Linked DNA regions of Homo sapiens: region 2 is linked to region 1. A link is a contact called in ENCODE Hi-C or POLR2A ChIA-PET data. All regions are on one chromosome and are shown on one strand. The core of a region is the stretch at or near the end of the contact, and the rest is flanking DNA. Distances in the headings are between cores, read along the strand shown. Region 1 has its middle 16 kb from the start of ARSD-AS1. Region 2 holds the start of ARSF (arylsulfatase F).

What was found. A loop is a pair of places that touch in the nucleus more often than their neighbours do. ChIA-PET counts read pairs that join two places held with the same protein, here RNA polymerase II (POLR2A). Pooled maps may share reads with other maps.
Region 2: a loop to region 1 is called in a map of K562, with 4 times the contacts of the local background. The contact joins the promoter of ARSF here to the enhancer-like site in region 1. A Hi-C loop is called at or near these places in 10 of 168 maps with a recorded cell type or tissue (CD14-positive monocyte, Caco-2, Calu3 and 7 more), 10 of 37 single-sample maps with no recorded cell type and 16 of 50 pooled maps. POLR2A ChIA-PET finds 5 or more read pairs at or near these places in 1 of 52 experiments (activated CD4-positive, alpha-beta T cell).

What each region holds. Positions count from the first base shown.
Region 1 is chrX:2,885,809-2,892,805 of GRCh38, forward strand. No RefSeq gene overlaps it. Among named protein-coding and RNA genes, the nearest start is that of ARSD-AS1, 16 kb to the right of the region's middle. RefSeq lists enhancers at 3,897-4,488, 4,157-4,246, 6,007-6,697. Within about 2 kb of position 4,088, at least 2 of the 41 ENCODE cell types and tissues checked have a DNase peak (open chromatin) inside an H3K27ac peak, as active enhancers do; they include body of pancreas, where a contact is called at or near this core.
Region 2 is chrX:3,037,875-3,044,871 of GRCh38, forward strand. It overlaps ARSF (arylsulfatase F), which reads left to right and starts at 3,597. Exons shown (of 11, transcript NM_001201539.2): 1 at 3,597-3,789.

The DNA.
Region 1 (6,997 bases), core at 2,838-5,337:
TTTTAAACTTTGTAGAGGCAGGGTCTCATAGGAGTCTCACTATGTGGCCCAGGCTGGTCTCCAACTCCTGGCCTCAAGCATTCCTCCTGCTTTGGCCTCCCAAAGTACTGAGGATTACAGGCATGAACCACTGTGCCTGGCCCCCATTTTTTTTAATAGATCAAATGAGTTGCATAGGTTTACAAACTTGATGTCTTCTATCCCTGCTCTATCCATCATCCTAAGAAACAAAATGAAGTTTTTATTGGCACAGACAATATCTGTTGGAAGCACATTCGTGCAAATCCAGCTATACCTAGTATGTGACATGTACTGTGCAAGAATATACTTTACACGGGATTGTAGCATGCCTTGAGGATGCTTGTCTGGATTCCATTGCATAGTTGCTAAATGCTGATGCTCTGTGAGTCTGTCATTATTGCAGCATTCATGGCCCAACACTCAGCTGCACAAAAGAGCTTTTCTGTTTCTCTTTCCCTCCCTAGCACACTCCTCTTGACTATCACTACTATGTTTTGATTGTTCAACGTGTAAAACAGTCCAATTTATTATTTTTTTAATGTTTAAACTGTTCCTTTTTTTTTTTTTTTTTAAACGACACAGGGTCTTACTCTGTTGCCCAGGCTGGAGTGCAGTGGCATGATCATATAGCTCACTGCTGTCTCAACCTCCTGGGTTCAACTGATCCTCCCATCTCAGCCTCCCAGGTGGCTGGGACTACAGGCAAGAGCCACCATGTCTGGCTCAAATTGTACCAGATTTACCAGTGGGACTCTCCTCACTTTAGATGGATTCTTAAGTCTATGAACTAATCCCATTAGTCTTTTTAAATTTTTATTTATTTTTGTTTGAGACAGAGTCTCGCTCTGTCACCCAGGCTGGAGTGCAGTGGCACGATCTCAACTCACTGCAACCTCCACCTCCCGGGTTCAAGTGATTCTCCTGCCTCAGCCTCCCGAGTAGCTGGGATTATAGGCGCGTGCCACCACGCCTGGCTAATTTTTGTGTTTTTAGTAGAGACGGGGTTTCGCCATGTTGGTCAGGCTGGTCTCCAACTCCTGGCCTCAAGTGATCTGCCTGCCTTGGCCTCCCAGAGTGCTGGGATTCCAGGTGTGAGCCACCGCACCTGGCCCCCATTAGTCTTTGATCACTTCCTTGCTTCCTGGCAAAATGAGATTCTCCAGAACCATCATAGATTTTCTCCCCTCACACCTGGGGCCAGGCATTTCTCCAAGGTCTTATTTTTAAGAACAAGCCAATTTTTATGTTCTAAATTGACTTCACACCTCCTCAGGGAAACGCAGCCAGTAGTTTAAAAACATCTTTGTAACAAATGAACGCTAAGCCCCACATCTTCTCTCCTTATCTATAAAAGAGGGATTACAATACCACATGCTCATGGGAATTTTCTGAGGATAAAACGAGACAATAAACATAAAGCTCTTAGCACAGTCTGTGGGAACAATTAAGCATGAAAGCATGAGCTGCTGCTCTCATTGTCAACATCCGATTGAAATCTTGTTTTTGAGACAGGGTCTTACCGTGTTGCTTAGGCTGGAGTGCAGCGGCACCGTCAGGGCTCACAGCAGTCTTGACCTCCCAGGCTCAAGTCATCCTCTTGCCTCAGTCCCCCTAGTACCTGGGACGACAGACTTGCACCACCATGCGCAGGTAATTTTTTTTTTTTTTTTTCAGTAGAGACAGATTTCGCCATGTTGCCCAGGCTGGTCTCGAACTCCTGGACTCAAGCGATCTGCCCACCTCTACCTCCCAAAGTGCTGGGATTACAGGTGTGAGCCATCGTCCCTGGCCTTATTGAGATCTTTAGAGATACTGCCAATAACTTGGGTTTTAAAAATTATATTGCTTGAGCCCAGGAGGTGGAGGCTGCAGTGAGCCAAGATCACGCCACTGCACTCCAGCTTGGGTGATATAGTGAGACTATGTCTCAAAAAAAGAAGAAGAAGAAAAAATTACCATTAAGATAAAAAATGTTTATGACTGTGTATGACGTTTACAAATTTAGCCAGCCTACGCAACAGAGCAAGACCCTGTCTCAAAAAAAAAAAAACTTAGAAATATTAGTAAACATGGTAGACGCCTGTTCATTAATTCTGCTTGAACAGGTGGTCAAGGAAAAGAAATGACTTGAATACAGCTAAGGGCTTTTATTCAGCAGATCCTCACCAGACGGCCCCTGTGCACAGATAATTGATTCACTGTGGCACAGCAGGATCTGAGTTTTGTAAGATGAGGAGAGAGGGGTACATGTTTTTGAGGACTGGCCCAAATTTCACTTTTCTGGCCAGGCGCAGTGGTTCTCGCTGGTAATCCCAGCACTTTGAAGGGCCGAGGCGGGTGGATCACTTCAGGTCAGGAGTTCGAGACCAACCTGACAACATGGCAAAACCCCATCTCTACTAAAAATATGAAACCTAGCCAGGCGTGGTGGTGTGCTCCTGTAATCCCAGCTATTTAGGAGGCTGAGGCAGGAGAATCGCTTGAACCTTGGAGGCGGAGGTTGCAGTAAGCCGAGATCGTGTCACTGCACTCCAGCCTGCGCAACAGAGCAAGACTCTGTTTCAAAAAAAAAAACAAAAACCAAAAAACAAATTACACTTTTCTTCATCTTCAGCTGTTGCAAAACCTGGCATCGTGTCCATTGGAGACTGTCGTTGCTGTGGTTTCAATACCTCTTTCATGGTATTATGGGTGCAATCCCTTTTCAGCAACTCTCAGAACAGTTTATTTTGCAAGGCTTTGCAATATGTCAAGGTTCAGGGGAAAGTGGGGGTAACAAAAAGGGAGGAGAGGAGAAAACGGAAGAGAAAAATATAGGAAAAGGAGGCAAGAGTTGAAGCAACATAAACTGGGGTCTCTCTATGTTTTATTGTAGTGCAAACACAAAACATTAAATTTATTATCTTAACCATTTTCAAGAGTACAGTTCAGGCCAGCTGCGGTGGCTCATGCCTGTAATCTCAGCACTTTGGGAGGCCACGGTGAGTGGATCTCTTGAGCTCAGGAGATGGAGATGAGCCTGTGCAACATGATGAAACCTCGTCTCTACAAAAAAAATACCAAAATTTAAAAAAGGGGGGGAGTAGAGTTAAGAGTTCAGTAGAGTTAAGTCTAATCACATTGCTGTGCATGGGTCTCCAAAACTTTTTCATCTTGCAAAACTGAAACTCTGTGCCTGATAGCAGTGGGGAGATCCGAGTTACCCTGAGTTACCAGTGGCGAATCTGTAGGGGTCTGCGGCAATTTCAATACTTGCCTCCTTGGAAGAAAGAATTTGACTGAGGGCGTAAGGCAGAAAAAGAGACCAAGGCAAGTTTCAAAGCAGGAGTGGAAGTTTATTTTAAAAAGCCTTAGAACAGGAGGAAAGGAAGGTACTCCTGGAAGAGATGCAAGTGCATGCCTGAAGGTCAAAGAGAGCGAGAGCGAGGGAGTCTAACCTTGATCCTGGGAGTTTACGTGCTGGCCTCTTTCTTACCCATGATTCTTCCCTTGGGGTGGGCTGCCCACATAAGCAGTGCCCTCCTTACCCTTGGAAAGTGAGCATGTGCGGTGTGTTTAGGGATTGTACGAATGCCGGTCTGAGACTTTCTTCCTTTTCTGGTGGAGGCTCCCGGAAGGTCATACTTCATACTTCACCATTTCATCTCTTTTCCCTGGCATTTGCAGTCAATTAACACTTTAATGTTAATAGCTGTGTTACTGGAAAGGAGTCCAGATCCAGACCCCAAGAGAGGGTCCTTGGAGCTCGTGCAGGAAGGAATTCTGAGTGAGTTCATAAAGTGAAAGCAAGTTTTTTAAGAAAGAAAAGGAATACACGAATGGCTCTTCCATAGACAGAGCAGCCCCGAGGTCTCCTGGTTTCCCATTTTTATGGTTATTTCTTGATGATATGCTAAACAAGGGGTGGATTATTCATTCTTTCCCTTTTTAGACCATACAGGGAGACTTCCTGACGTTCCCATGGCATTTGTAAACTGTCACAGCGCTGGTGGGAGTGTAGCAGTGAAGACCACCAGAGGTCACTCTTGTCACCATCTTGGTTTGGGTGGGATCTCGCCGGTTTCTGTACTGCAACCTGTTTTATCACCGAGGGCTTTGTGCCGACCTCCCGTCTCATCCTGTGACTATGAATGCCTCACACACCTCCTGGGAATGCAGCCCAGCAGGTCTCAGCCTCATGTTACCCAGCCCCTATTCAAGATGGAGTGGCTCTGCCTCCAGTGCCTCTGATAGTGTCACAGGCCGTGCTCACTCACATTTGGCTCAGAATAAATCTCTTCAAATATTTTAGAGTTTTACTCTTTATCGGCATCATCTTGTCCAATTCCAATGAGGAGCTCTTGAAAGCTAAAACCAAGAAGTCTTCCCCATGGGAGAAGCACCCCCAAATCTTGTTCTCACCAATCAGGCGCATTCGCGGTTCTTCCTTTCCTCCCCTTCTCCTCCTGCACCACTTGCTGCTTCCCTTCTCCCACGAATGCTCTCCAGGACCTGCTGCACTTCTCACAGTGCCCTAACTCTCGGCTCTGCAGGAAAATGACTTCACAGGAATTTCTCCTTGTAAAGATTTTATAACCCAATGGATGGACCCTGATGGGACAAAACCCAGGGGTGAAAAATTAAAATGGCAATGTTACTGGAGACGGGTCCCTATCTAGATTCCAAGAGAGGGTTCTTGTGTTGTACCCGAGCGAGTTAGAAAAACGCCACACTTTGAGACGATTTAAGAGTCCTTTATTAGCCGGCGACCGAGAGACGGCTAACGCTCAAAATTCTCTCGGCCCCGAGGAAGGGGCTTGATTAACTTTTAGATCTTGGTTTAGGAAGGGGAGGGCGGGGGGTCTAGTGAAAACCATTTTACAGAAGTAAAGTAGGCAAAAAGTTAAAAGGATAAATGGTTGCAGGAAAGTAAACAGTTCCAGGTGCAGGGGCTTTAAGACTATTATAGACGCGAGGCTTTGGGCGTTACTAATCAGACGAATTCCCGGGAACTGCGGATGTAGCTCGCCACAGTATCTTATCAGTTAACTGCATTCTTGGATGTGCTGGGAGTCAGCCTGCACGAGTTCAGTCCTTGAGGAAGGGGCTGCCAGTGAAAGAGCCAAGGTGGAGTCTGGCTGGCTCTCTTAGCTAAGGGAGAGTCCATTCAGGTGGAAAGAAGGCTAGGTGAGTAGAGGAAAAGGGAGAGTCTAAAAACAGGTTAGTAAAAACCAGGTTGGGCATTACACTTGGATCTTGCGGCAAGAAAGAATTCGGGGCGAATCCATAGAGTAAAGTGAAAGCAAGTTTATCAAGAAAGTAGAGGAATAAAAGCATGGCCACTCCATAGACAGAGCAGCAGCATGGGCTGTTGGTTGCCTTTTTTAATGGTTATTTCTTGATTAGATGCTAAACAGGGGTTGGATTATTCTTGAGTTTTCTGGGAAAGGGGTGCGCAATTCCCAGAACTGAGGGTTCCTCCCCTTTTAGACCATATAGGGTAATCTCCTGACATTCCCATGACATTTGTAAACTGTCATGGCGCTGGTGGGAGTGTCTCTTAGTATTCTGTGCTTTATAATTAGCATATAATGAGCTGTGAGGACAGCCAGAGGTCACATTTGTCACCTCTTGGTTTTGGTGGGTTCTGGCCAGGTTCTTTCATGCAAGCTGTTTTATCAGTAAGGTCTTTATGTCCTGTATCTTGAGCTGACCTCCTATCTCATCCTGTGACTTAGAATGCCACACCTCCTGGGAATGCAGCTCAGCAGGTCTCAGCCTCATTTTACCCAGGCCCTATTCAAGATGGAGTGGCTCTCATTCGAAAGCCTCTGACAGCAAGATTGAAATAGCTTCAGGAGGGCTCATCCAGCTCATGGGCTATTCTGAACCTCTCTTTCCTTCCTTCATTACTGTCTTCTACCCCAGTTCGGGTCATGTGACTTGGTGACTTGGCCTCTGTCCAAGAACACTGAGATATCTTATTTGTCATTTTGTACACTGGTCAGTGATCTTGCATTCAAATGGATTTCTTCTCTCAGAGGGGAGTCCATTGGGGAAGTGAAGGGTCAAAGGCCAGCCAGAATTCATAGGATAGAGTCGGCAGAGAGCCTGGAAAGCGGGAATCTTGTTGATGGCTGGCAGAGGCCAGTATAGGCATTCTGCCTTTTAGGAGGTTGCGTAGAGTCTTGTAGAAGACAATGGCAGCTGTTTGGGCATTCTTTGGCAGTGTTGTGGATTTTGCTGTTGCTATGGTCTCAATGCTTGCCTTGAACATTGTGTGCCTTGAACATTCATGTGTTGAAACTTAATCCCCAAGACAATAGTATTAGGAGATGGTGCTTTTAGGAAACAATTAGGGGTCTAGACTCATCAATGGGATAAGTGTCCTTATAAAAGGGACCCCAGGCCAGGCACAGCAGGTGGCTCACACCTGTAATCCCAGCACTTTGGGAGGCCAAGGCAGCTGGATCACCTGAGGTCAGGAGTTCAAGACCAGCCTGGCCAACATATAGTGAAACCACATCTCTACAAAAAATACAAAAACAGGCATGGTAGCACACACCTGTAATCCCAGCTAATTGGGAGGCTGAGGCAGGAGAATCGCTTGAATCCAGGAGGCGGAGGTTGCAGTGAACTGAGATTGTGCCACTGCACTCCAGCTTAGGTGACAGACAGAGCAAGACTCCGCCTCAAAATATAAAATTAAATTAAATTAAAAATAAAATAATGAATAAAATAAAATTAAAAAGGTGAGCCATTGTGATGGATGGAAATCACGTAAACCTGGACCAATTCAGGCAAAGATGTTGATGGGACATCACGGGTAATAGCCATTCCTCAGAGACTACCTGCCAAATTGCTCCCCAGCTGTCTTAGTCAATTTAAGCTGCCATAAGAAAACACCATAGACTACACGGCTTACCCCAACCAGCATTTGTGGCTCACAGTTCTGGAGGCTGAAGTCCAAGGTCAAGGAATGGCAGATTCAGTGTCT
Region 2 (6,997 bases), core at 2,347-4,846, 150 kb after region 1:
ATGGTGGCAGGCAAGAGAGAAAAAAGAGCCAAGTGAAACCTCTTATAAAACCATCAGATCTCATGAGGCTTACTCACTACCATGAGAACAGTGGAAACCACCCCCATGATTCAATTATCTTTCACTGGGTTCCTCCTGCAACACGTGGCAATTATGGGAGCTACAGTTGAAGATGAGCTTTGGATGGGGACACAGTCAAACCATATCACCTGAGGTATGGAGAGACTGAAGAAAATGAATGTGCCATTTTTGATCTTTACAGAGGGTTTCAAATTTGCAAATGCTCAAAAATGTTATCCCTCAAAGACCTTTGAGGAAAAAGTTAGTTGATTGACTCCAGCAAAATGGAATGTAATACAAGAAAGGCGAGAGTAGACAAGCACAGTGGCTCATGCCTGTAACCACAGCATTTTGGGAGGCTGAGGTGGGAGGATCGCTTGGGTCCAGGAGTTCAAGACCAGCCTGGACAACATAGTGCAATCTCATCTTTACTAAAAATTCGTTTAAAATTGCTGAGTGTTTACTAAAAATTTGTTTAAAATTGCTGAGTGGCACATGCCTGTAGTCCCAGCTACTCAGAAGGCTGAGGTGGGAGGATCACTTGAGCCCAGGACATTGAAGCTGCAGTGAGCTATGACTACACTACTGCACTCCAGCCTGGGTGACAGAGCAAGACCCTGTCTCAAAATACTACTACTACTACTACTAATAATAATAATAAAAAGAAGAGAGTACACAGGAAGCAGTGCTGAATAAATAAATGTATAAAACAAAGTCTGAATGTGTTAGTGCACAGTTGTGAAAATAATCTGGAATTAACATTTCACATGGGAGGTAATTGAAAGAGCAGAGAAGAAAGAGAGAATGAGCATATGTTCATGTTTTTGTTTCGTCTGGGAAGAAGACATAGGTAATGACTATCTTTATATTTGATAGAAAATATAAGCTTAAATACGTGTGCTGACAGGTGAAAGGTGGTTACCACCAGAAAACTAGAAAAGATGTGTACAAGTTTCAGAGCCTTAATGGGAAATGCGTGGATTGAAGAAAACCTGATTCATGCAATCAGAGGTGGGTGGGAAAGAATTACACCGAAGAAGCAGAAAATCTGATATGTGTAAAAAAGGGAAAATAATATAAAGTGAAACTGCAGGACTCAATCCAAATATAACCATGATCATAATAAACATGGATGGATTAAAATTCCTTTAAAAAAGATAGGCTTTCTGAATGGGAAAATAAACATAAAATCCGGACATACGGTAGTGTAGGAGGCAGCTTAATTAAAAACAAACAAAATGTTGAAAATAAATGGATGCATTTGATATGATTCTGTTCCACTATCCAATCTAAGTAATGGTCAATTATTTTATAGATTGTTCTTCAGTTTTTTTTTTTTTTTTTGAGACAGAGTCTTCCTTTATCCCTCAGGCCGGAGTGCAGTGGTGCGATCTTGGCTCACTGCAACCTCTGCCTCCCAGGTTCAAGCAATTCTCATGCCTCAGCCTCCACAATTGCTGGGAGTAGAGGCACCTGCCACCACGCCCGGCTAGTTTTTGTATTTTTAGTAGAGACGGGGTTTCACCTTGTTGGCCAGGCTGGTCTCGAACTCCTGATGTCAGGTGATCCGCCCGCCTCAGCCTCCCAAAGTGCTGGAATTACAGGCTTGAGCCACTGTGCCCAGCCTTCAGTTTGGTTTTGTCCAGTGTTTTCTCATGATTAGACTGAGGTTATGCATTTTTGGCAAAAAAATCATCAGAATTGATGTAAGTTTTCAGTGTGTCATGTTACGGAGTGCATGATGTCTGTATGTCCTGTCCTGGTGATGTTAAATTTCATCACCTGGATTAAGTGGTGTCTGTTGGAATTCTCCACTGTGAAATTATTATTTTTTCTGATCCAGGAAAGGTTAAGCAAGAGTCTGGCACCATTTTAAGTCTAATAAGAAACATTTACTACCTGATTTCTCTGAAGCCTGCTACCTGCGGGCTACATGTGCATAATAAAAACTTTGGTCTCCTCAACGCCTTATCCTCACCCAGACATTTCCTTTCTACTAATTACAGGTCTTTAATCAGAAAATCCTGGAATCCACCTACGACCTGGAAGTTCCTCACTTTGAATGGAATCCCACCTTTCTGGACTAAGCCAATGTACATCTCACATGTGTCGATTGATGTCTCCTGTCCCCGTAAATTGTATAAAGCCAAGCTGTCACCCAACCACCTTGGGCACTTGTTCTCAGGACCTCCTTGGGGCTGTGTCGTGAGCCATTGGTTAAATGAATAACTCTTTTCAAATATTTTACAGAGTTTGACTCTTTTCATGGACATTAATTGGTGCCCTACACGTGGGGCCTCAGAAAAGACTCAGAATCCTTGACGCAGTTGCCCGAACCCGGAGCTAAGTTACCCGCAGGGCCATTGGAAGCCCTCCCTGGCTTTAGGTTTCTCCTCCAGTGGAACCGGTGAGTCCTCTGCAGCTCTGGACCTTCCATTTGGTTGATGGTCCTTGGTTCATTCTGAGCTGTTTTTCTACCTCCTTTTTATTTTTCTCCTAGGAAGTTGTTGTATAGGATCCTACTTTAGGTTTGGTGGTGCATTCTAAATGGTCTTCTCCACTGCCCTTTTCCCCCCAAATTAATGTCGATTGGCCTGTGAGTACATTTGCGTGAGAGACTGAACTGCCACTTTTGTGGCATAATTTTGAATTGCCAAACGAGAGGCTGACCTCCTCAGCTTGGAAAAGAAAGGGAGTTTTGCTCCTCCTAGCCAAAAACCACCCCTGGGTGGTAGGGGTTGAGTGGGAGTCTCTGGGGGATTGACTCCTGCCATGATGTGCAGTGACCCTACAGGGAACCACACAACAAAATTAATTTTAAGAGGCTCATCCAGGAGACAGGTGTAAGAGCTGATCACTTGCTATGTTGAGCCCTGTCAGAGGTCTAGACCTCTGGAGAGAGAAACTCAGACACGTGAAAGGGTAGAAAGACTCAGTGGTGACACACAGTGTAGTCCCTCTCACAGCCAGCACACTTCAATCCACCCTACTAAAACCCAGGCCACAGTTTAGTTCCTCATTTTAAAATAAAAGTGGGAGACATAGCATGTAAGGATGAGGAAAGGCGGAGAGAGCGACCCCCATTTGGGCACCCCTTTTGGTTCTCTGGTTCCTCTACTTGCAAGTATTTGTGTAAGCGGGAAAAGCTTGAGGGCATGCCAGGTCAAACAAGAAGCTTCCTGTTACATATTATGTCTGTGCTTGTTCACACTTTAAACTGCTGCACACATTACACCAGAGAAAATTCCAGCCCAAAGGTCAACCTGCAACCAATCAGTTCCTAAGTCCTCTATTTTGCTATTTTCTTTTCTGCCTACTTTAAATCTTCTGTTTACTTTTTGTTCTTTTCTTTTCTTTTCTTTTTCTTTTTTTTTTTTTTTGAGACAGAGTCTTGCTCTGTCACCCAGGCTGGAGTGCAATGGCGCTATCTACTGCAGCCTCTGCCTTCCAGGTTCAAGCGATTCTCCTGCCTCAGCCTCCCCAGTAGCTGGGATTACAGACGTGCGCCACCACGTCTACGTAATTTTTGTATTTTTAGTGGAGACAGGCTCTCACCATGTTGACCAGGCTGGTCTCGAACTCCCGACCTCAAGTGATCCGCCGGCCTCGGCCTCCCAAAGTGCTGGGATTACAGGCGTGAACCACCACTCCTGGCCCTTCTGTTACTTTTCCACTGCTGTTGAGATAGAAGTCACTGTTGGGATCCAACCTTTTTGTTTGTATAAACTGGTGAGTTTGTGTTGATATCTCTTGCTAGAGTTCTGAAGTAAAAGCTATAGGATCTTTGTGTGAGTGTGCATGCGTATTTAGATGTGTTTATGTACATGCACATATGTGTGCACATATACATTTTTTACGTGCTTTAGCCCTGAAGTGTCAAATTGGCTTCAAGTCAAAGAGTACTCATAAATTAAATAATAAGCCAAAACGCTTTTCAAGTTCACGTGACTTACATAAATCTTTAATAAATAAGCTGGCTTTAAAATTATTGGTACGATAGTATTAGAAATATCTTAAAAATTGTCAGCATACATGTTTGTTTGCATTTACTGATCAAGCAGTTTCATATTTACCTCTGACAGATATTATAAGGTGTCAAAATTTGGCATAAGGCTTACAAAACTATAAACCCAGCAACCCAGCATGAAACACAATAATCTTTGTTTCTGTACTTTTTGAGAAATAAGACGTTTAATGTTATTAGTGTAGTAAAAAGAGCTAAATCCCAAGTTATCAGTAAAATATATATATATTTAAAATTTTTGCTTAGGCAAACACAGAAAATTCATAGACTATAAAAATGGTTAACAGGGAAATAACTTTAAATGATGACTATCAGAGTTTTCACAGATAATCTAGGTAAAAGATTTTATAAAATTAATTAGGTAAATGTAATGAAACAAATGCCTGTAAATAAATATAATTTAGAATCTAAAGTTAAATAATAGATATTCACTAAATGTCTGGGCCATTTTCAATTTAAATAAATTGTATTATAGAAAAACTTTTCTAAAAAATATGTTCTTATTCAAAGCTAAGTTATTTTCATCTAATTCCATGTTTATTTATTTATATTTTTTGAGATGGAGCCTCGCTCTGTCTCCCAGGCTGGAGTGCAATGGTGCAGTCTCAGCTCACTGCAACCTCTGCCTCCCAGGTTCAAGCGATTCTCCTGCCTCAGCCTCCCTTGTAGCTGGGATTACAGGTGCCCACCACCATGCCTGGCTAATTTTTGTAATTTTAGTAGAGATAGGGGTCTTGCCATGTTGGCCAGGCTGGTCTCGAACTCCTAACCTCAGGTGATCCACCCACCTAAGCCTCCCAAAGTGCTGGGATAACAGGTGCAAGCCACCGCACCCGGCCAGATTCTAGGTTTATTTAAGGGTTATTTATGAAATATGGTAAAAGGAACCAAGAAACAAGAGATGTAAAGAAAGTTAGGCTGCGTGCATTGGGTCACACCTGTAATCCCAGCACTTTGGGAGGCTGAGGCAGGCGGATCATGAGGTCAGGAGTTTGAGACCAGCCTGACCAACACAGTGAAACCCCACCTCTACTAAAAATATAAAAATTAGTCAGGCATGGTGGCATGTGCCTGTAATCCCAGCTACTCAGGAGGCTGAGGTAGGAGAATTGCTTGCACCCGGGAGGCAGAGGTTGCAGTGAGCCAAGATCGTGCCACTGCACTCCAGGCTGGGTGACAGAGCGAGACTACTCCATCTCAAAAAAAAAGAAGAAGAAAGTTACAAGGAGGTATTTTTGGTAAGAAATGTTAAAAGAAAAATAATTTTGTATGAGAAAGAATCTTGTTGTTTAAGAGAGATGTTTAGGACAGAACAGAAAATCCAAGCAGGTTGTATATGGTCTGTGCAAGTCATAATACAGTCTGTAAAAAAGGAATTCAAAAAAATTTTTATGTAATTAAGTTTGCTATAACTAAAAGGAAATTATAATCATTCTAGGTATTGGACTTCAATAATAAAAATACAGTAATGCAAAAGGAGATCATTGGTTAGAACAAGATTTTCTTAAAATACTGATGTACTCAGTGAAATTGCAAGAAGTTTTTTATTTTTGAATTCCATAATCTCTTCTTGAAATTCTTCAGATGGACATCCTAGGGGTTCCACTTCTGCTGCATCCTGCTTGCCTCAGAGCTTTCCCTCTTTTGAAAAGGCCTGGGATGGTAACTCTCTCCTTCAACTTTTGCTGGCTCCCGTAATTTTTTAAAAATTAATAGTCTAAAGGAAGAGAGAGAATTTTTGAAAACAGGCAAGTGAAAAATGTTATAGGATGTGCCTCTATCTGTGTGTCTGTCTATAAGTTTATTTATTGTCTGTTTGTTTGATTGATTTGTTTATTTTGGAGACAGGGTCTCACTCTGTCACCCAGGCTGGAGCGCAGTGGTGTGATCTTGGTTCACTGTTCCCTTGAGCACTGGGCTCAAGGGATCCTCCTGCCTCACCTCAGCCATCCATGTAGCTGGAACCACAGGTGCATACTATCTCGCCCAGCTAATTTTTTGTATTTTTTATGTAGAGATGGGGTTTTGCCATGTTGGCCAGGCTGGTCTCAGTCCTGAGCTCAAGCGATCCACCCGTCTTGGCCTCCTAAAGTGCTAGGATTACAGGCGTGTGGCACCATGCCTGGCCTTGTCTGTAAGTTTCTATCTGTCATGAGGAAGTAATATTTCAGTACCAAATTATATGAAAGAGCTCTAATCAAATGGCTTAAAGAAAAGTAAGTGCTTATCAGACAACCAAAAGCTAGCTCAGATGCTTTTAATTGACATTCCTTTAGTAATCTTTGGTAAGACTAATTTGGTAAATTTAATTTCAAAATCCTGTCCAGTGGTTTAAAATCTTAGAGTCACGTTAGATGGGACTGTTCCCCTGACCTTGACCCCCTTCGTGGGCAGGAACTGGAGTGGCTCATGTTACTCAGCCTGCAGTTTGTGGACAGCTATGTGTTAACAGCTCAGTGAAGGGTCAAGGTGACAGCCTTCTGCATCTGTCCTTTTGGACACCGACTTCTTGTTTGGTGTCCAAGAATCATCAGGTCACACAAACTGAAAGATGATGAATGTGGAGGACTTTATTGAGCAGTGGAAGTGGCTCTTGGTGGAAGAGGAGCTGGAAAGGGGATGGTGTGTGAAGAAGGTGATGTTTCTCTGAAGCCTAGCCTTCTCTGGCTGGGCTCCCCTCCAAAACCACACCGTCTGAAGTTAGTCATGTTTATCTGTAGTCTCCAATGCTCAGTTACTTCTCTGCTCGCCACTCAGTAGCTTGTATCCCTGCCGGTCAGCTGCTTGTGTTGCTTTTTTCTTTTTCTTTTTCGTTTTTCTTCCTGCCAGCTGGTCTGGTCCTTATGGGCACAGGATAGGGGGCAGGGCAGGCCAAAAAGGCAATCATCTGGGCAGAGAAACGAGGTCAGCTGC